2 separate regions of the Homo sapiens genome follow, and region 2 is linked to region 1. A link is a contact called in ENCODE Hi-C or POLR2A ChIA-PET data. All regions are on one chromosome and are shown on one strand. The core of a region is the stretch at or near the end of the contact, and the rest is flanking DNA. Distances in the headings are between cores, read along the strand shown. Region 1 overlaps VAV3 (vav guanine nucleotide exchange factor 3). Region 2 has its middle 14 kb from the start of HENMT1.

Region 1 (3,143 bases), core at 121-2,620:
AGCAGTTGCTTCTAATTATTCCTTCATTTTAAAGCAATTAAGCCAAATGTTATTTGATTTCATTCAAGTGAATAAATATTGAGTTCTTCCTAAGATAAACCTCTAGAAAGCCAGAGTTTACACTGCCAGTCAGCAAATAAAATTCACAGTGATAAGGTATATCAAAGAAGTAAATATATAATTCTCCAGGAAGAAAGGAGCAGCAGCACCTACTGCACAGAGACCACAGGGTCTACTCTCTCCTACAGTGTTACGAGCACTGAAATGTTCAGTGGTTGGAGAAAATGAAAAGCCAGGTCTGACAAATACACAAATTTGGTCCTCAGTCCCTAAAATTAGAAATAAGTTTCCCCATCAGAATGAGGATGAACATTTCATTCACTCACTTACTCATTGCAGTTACAGAAATGAGTAAGAAACCATCCGTGACCTGAATAAGTTCACAGCAAGGTAGGCAGAGGCAAAGGGACAATAGGGTGCAGTGGTGTGCACCATGACAAAGGGGAAGTGCTAGGGAGGCACACAGGAGAGGCACCAAAAACAGACAGGCCAACCAAGGCCATTACCTATGCTGTATTTTGCAGAGAAATAGGAGTTAACCAGCAAAGGGAAAGGTGTTCCTATTACAATGACAAGGAGATGAAAGAAACCATGGTATATCAGGTGATGGTCTAATGGAAGGGAGATAAGGCTCTGAACTACACCGATGACAGAGGCACACAGACATCAAAGAGGTGAAAATACCCCATCAGTTGAAGAATTTTGCTTTTCAGTGTGTGAGAGATGAGGACACATTTATGCCCCTTTTGGAAACTTTACTGAAATTTTATGATTTGGGGAGAAAAGTAAACGTAGGACATTATTACAGTTCCTAGATTTGATGAACTAATAATTTTTAAAATGTGAATTGAGAAGGGAGAGGAGGGGCTCAAAAATATGAATTGATAGATAAAACATCCTGAAAATACACCCACAATTTTTTTTAGTACTTGGAAAATAAATCTGAAAATAATTTGAATAATCAACAATGACTTAATGCAACATGTAACACTTTTGAATAGTGGAAAACCTCTTACAAATTTGAGGAAAGTGCATTTAGCCAATGAAAAATTCTATATTTAATATATAAATTAGTTGTGCATAGTGTTAGAATTACAATATAACTAGATTAGAACCAAAAAGGTAAATCAGATTCTGGGTCTGATTTTTAGATTATAAACAAGAAATCTAAAATCAAACACTAACAGATTTGTCTTACCGAGTTTTTAAAGATATGACAATCTAGAGAAACAACAGTGACAGTAGACAAAAATTACTGCTGCCCTTTTATTAGCCTTAGTCGGCAACTTCTGTTTTTAATTGTTTTCATTCATTTGCTTAATTGAAACCAAAGCTGGCCAAGTGACTCAAGAATGAGTCACAGCTCCCCTCCTGGAGTAGCCACAAGCCTGACTGTGGCATACTGCATGCACTAAGCCTGAATTTCAAGTTGGAGAAGAATGCATGACAAAATGCCAAGGGCTGCTGACATTGCCAAAGAAGTTGTCAGGACCATAAGGATGTCCTGAGAGTAGAATTCCCTGCACTTCCTTTCCTGGTTGGAATTTATGCACTTATGCCTCATCGCAAACCACAGAAAAGATACACCTGTGTCACGCTGCTCCTTCCCCGACCGATCTTGTGATTTGATACACATCATTCCTTAAAAGGAAGGGACATCTGAGAGGGCACCCCTTTTACTTACTTCTCAATGCTGCCGGTCAGATTTCCAAAGACTACGGGAAATGGGAGGGCCAATGTGACTACTGAGATTGCCACACCTTACACACAGTCAGGCAAAGGATGCCTAGCAAGAGTGACAGTCTAAACATAACACCCTCCACCGCCACCCCAAAAAAACAGCTCCATCATTCACACCATAATCCTGTTTTAACAAATAATGCACATGTGACACAAAACCACAATATTTGGCGATCTGAAAAACATACCAAGAAATAATGTGTGATTATTTAAATTCAAAACACCACCATGACTATTGAGATGTTACTTCTTATAGAGGCAAGGATGAAACCCACGCATGACTAATTGGTCCCTTCCATGCTGACTGTGGAATCCTCCAGCCTTTGCACAATGAATGTGGCTAGTGACTGCAGCAGCTGTAACATCAGCACAAAAGGTTTTCTTCAAACCAAACTTCCATCTCTGCCTGCCAAATACCAGTATGTCATTTCCTTCCTGCTGGACTCCATGGTTTCTGGAGGACAAGAACCATGTAATTCTTAAACTTACACCATTGGTATCCTCTACTATTTGAGATAAGTACAAAACATTCAATGAATGTGTGATGAATGCAAAATGAGCAGGGAATACCTATAACTGCTTCTTGGCTGTTTATGCCCTCACTATCATGTTGACACAATGCTAAAGAAAGTATGCATAATTATCCTAATTACAGTCATTACAGCCAAAAAGCCCTTAAAGTTAATCACAAGGTTTCTAGTGGCACCCTTAAAATAAAATTATAAATTAAAATTCATAAAATTCTAAGACTCTGGTTAAGGCTTGTAGTCCCAATTATTAACACAATATAATGACTGCATTAATATCTATACACTATAGGTAGGCCCCAATTTAAGAAAAATTTTAGAATGTAGTACACTAACATGTCTAGTCCTTAGAATTTAGAATACATTTTTCCAAATAAATAAGGCTCTTGTGATCAAGTTCATAGGCCAGCAACCCTCAACTCAAAAAAGCTGAAAATAGAAAAATGAAATCATTTTATCTTTGCCTCCTTGCTTTGAAGCATCATAAAATGCACTCTGTCACACAGAGCATGTCTGCAGTCTTCTCAACATGCCTGGCATGGAATCAAGCCTAACCTTCTTGGGGAGCCAGGGAGGATGGACTCAGGGCTATAGGTATTCTTGACCCTTCATATATAAACAGGTGGTGGGAAGGGTAAGAATGAAAATGGGAAACAATTACCCTACAGAAGAGGAGGCGATCCCCGAGCCAGAAAACAGGCTAACCAACTTCGAGAAATGTCCCCACCTTCTATCCTTCAGGCACTAAGGTCAAGGGCCAGCCCTAAACTCAAGGAAAGCTGAGGAGGAAGGAGCCGCCAGATGGGACCAAGAAGG
Region 2 (2,862 bases), core at 101-2,600, 710 kb after region 1:
TGAACTTGAAGGCAGGCAGTGCTGTGATAACGTAAGCTTTTAGGAAATCATAGAAGTCTCAGAGTTTTGGAGTTACCCAGACTATGGAAATAGGAGTTGGAGGCAAATTATATTCAGATCTCAAGGGCCAGGGAGGTTTCAATACCTGGTAGTGCAGATTTCGTATCTAGTCTGGGAGGTGGGCAGTGGCAGTGAGAACCTTCTCTCAAAGAAGACTGCAGATTAAACTCTGTCTCCTGCTCAGCGCACTTGTTTTCACATTGTCTGTGGTGGCTTTGACTCAAGCAGAGTTGAATAGTTGTGATAGAGACTGGATCACCTGCAAAGATTTACTGTCTAGCCCCAAAAGCACGTCTGGCAACCCCTGACCTCAAGTATTAATGAGCCTTTCAGTGTGCAAAGAAAGGCCTGTATCCAGGTTGGGGGAAAGACAAACTTCTCAAGAAGAACGTAGGTACAGAAGCCGCAGAGAGAGCGGGAAGGCCATGGGGAAGAGCAGCTCCAGCCCCCATGGCAGTCATGAGCACTTAAAATGTTTCCACATGGGGGCTCCAGTGATTAGGCTCGAACAAAGTTAACTGATTAACTTTCAAGAAAGATCAGAGAAACGGCTGGTCTTGGCTAGAAACCTTGGCTCTACCACAGAAGAGCAATGATGAGAAGGGAACTCTAGAGTGAAAACTGCAGAGGCCTAGAAAGGTGAGGACGGACAGAGGGCCTTTGAGAGCAGGAATAGGGTGGGGCTACAAATCTCTTGTTCATGTGCACCTTTGAGCATTCATGGGGGAAGTCTGATAGCAGTATTAGAAATTCAAGGAAAAAACAGCTGGTTTACCAATGTAATGTGATTAAAAGACGGTTCTCATCAGAATCCCTCAATTCTCTCCCCCCTCACCAAATCCCCTTCCCATCTGCTTAATTATTAACCCTTGGAAACTCAGCTTGAGAATTACTCCCCCCAGCCCTCTCCCAGGCACCAACTCTGCATCTCCATAGCCCCCATTCCAGACCGCTCAGGATGTCCTAGCTGTGGCACAGATGGTTATTTGCCAGTGTTCCTTCTCCCCTTGTTCCTTGGCAGACCAAGTGGACACATGACCTCCCAGAATAAAAACTGTATTTCGCAGCTGATACGGTTTGGATCTGTGTCCCCATTCAAATCTCATGTCAAACTGTAATCCCTGATATTGAAGGAGGGGCCTGCTGGGAAGTGATCATGGGGGTGGGTCCTTTGTGAATGGTTTCGCACCATCCCCTTAGTGCTGTTCTCGTGACAGAGTCCGCCCAAGACCTGCTTAAACGTGTTCAGCACCACCCCTCGCTCCGCCTTGCTCCTGTTCCCACCATGTGAGATGCCTCGCCCCGCCCCAACCCTTTGCCTTCTGCCATTACTGGAAGTTTCCTGAGGCCTCCCCAGAAGCAGAAGCTGCTATGCTTCCTGTACACTCTGTGGAACCATGAGCCAATAAACCTCTTTATTACCCAGTCTCTGCTATTTCTTTACAGCAATGCAAGAACAGACTAATATATCAGCTTCCCTTTGTGTGGCCTGAAGACCACATTCTGATCAACAGGAAGTAAGCAGTCGTGTTGCGTAACAACCCACAGCAAGCTTTACCAGACAGCTTGTGTGTGCCCTTTGTCCCTTCTCTTCTTTCTGCTGTTTCAGAATATGAAAGTAGTAGCCAGAGCTCAAATCTCTCTCTCTGTCCCTGGATGGCATACTAAGTAGCCACAACATGCAAGATGGACGTCTGGGTCCCAAAAGTGGCAGAGCTCCCATGCCTGGGGCTTACCTCTGGACTCCTGTGCCTAAGAAATGCCTCTCATTTAAACTACTGTTTTCCCCCATGAGGTGAAGCTATGTTTCTTTCTCCCATTAGTACTACCACCCCAATTCCAACCAGAGAAGTACTACCACCCCAATTCCATCCTCAGAAGAGGGTGCTCAAAAAACAATCCCAGCACTTTGGGAAGCTGAGGCAGGAGGACCACTTGAGCCCAGAAGTTCAAGACCAGTCTGGGCAACATAGTGAGACCCTATCTCTACAAATTTTTAATTAGCTGGGCATGGTGGTACATGCCAGTAGTTCAAGCTACTGGTGGGGAGGAGGTGAGGTGGGAGGATTATTTTAGCCCAGAGGCTGAGGCTACAATGAGCCATGATTGTGCCACTGCACTCCAGCCTGGGTAACAGAACAAGACCCTGTCTCAAAAAAACAACAACAACAACAACAAAACATGGACAGCAATTACATCATGAAGAGGCTTCTATGCCCTCCAACCACCTGCATTCCTGTTTTATTGATGTTCTAGGCTAAATATTACACAGGTTAGAATTTGGCATTAAGGAGATAGAGAATCCCAGAAAAATTTTAAAGCTACTCTTACCCCAAAGAAAAGGTTTTGAACACTATATTTGATAACTTTCTCTTAAATTTTTAATATCACAATTGATATGGTTTGTATTTCTGTCCTTGCCCAAATCTCATGTCAAATTGTAATCCCCAATATTGGAGGAGGGGGCTGGTGGGAGGTGATTGGGTTATGAGGGCGGATTTCCCCCTTGCTATTCTTGTTATTAAACCTGGTTGTTTAAAAGTGTGTAGACCTCCCCAAGCTCTCTTCCTCCGGCTCTAGCTATATAAGACGTGCCTGCTTCCCCTTCGCCTTCCACCAAGACTGTAAGTTTCCTGAGGCCTCCCCAGCTTCCTGCATGCTTCCTGTGCAGCCTGCAGAACTGTAAGTCAATTAAACCTCTTTTCTTTATAAATTACCCAGTCTCAGGTAGTTCTTCACAGCAATGTGAGAACAGACTAACAACAATCAACTCATGGCTTTAACACAAAAAAAATAGGTAAG

The links. Hi-C counts contacts between places; a loop is a spot of excess contacts on that map. ChIA-PET counts read pairs that join two places held with the same protein, here RNA polymerase II (POLR2A). Pooled maps may share reads with other maps.
Region 2: a loop to region 1 is called in a pooled map, with 12 times the contacts of the local background. The contact joins two enhancer-like sites. A Hi-C loop is called at or near these places in 6 of 50 pooled maps. POLR2A ChIA-PET finds 5 or more read pairs at or near these places in 2 of 52 experiments (CD4-positive, alpha-beta T cell and activated CD4-positive, alpha-beta memory T cell).

What each region holds. Positions count from the first base shown.
Region 1 is chr1:107,935,206-107,938,348 of GRCh38, forward strand. The region is part of intron 1 of VAV3 (vav guanine nucleotide exchange factor 3); the gene reads right to left. Among named protein-coding and RNA genes, the nearest start is that of VAV3-AS1, 28 kb to the right of the region's middle. RefSeq lists an enhancer at 1,071-1,607. Within about 2 kb of position 1,371, at least 15 of the 41 ENCODE cell types and tissues checked have a DNase peak (open chromatin) inside an H3K27ac peak, as active enhancers do.
Region 2 is chr1:108,645,426-108,648,287 of GRCh38, forward strand. No RefSeq gene overlaps it. Among named protein-coding and RNA genes, the nearest start is that of HENMT1, 14 kb to the right of the region's middle. Within about 2 kb of position 1,351, at least 27 of the 41 ENCODE cell types and tissues checked have a DNase peak (open chromatin) inside an H3K27ac peak, as active enhancers do.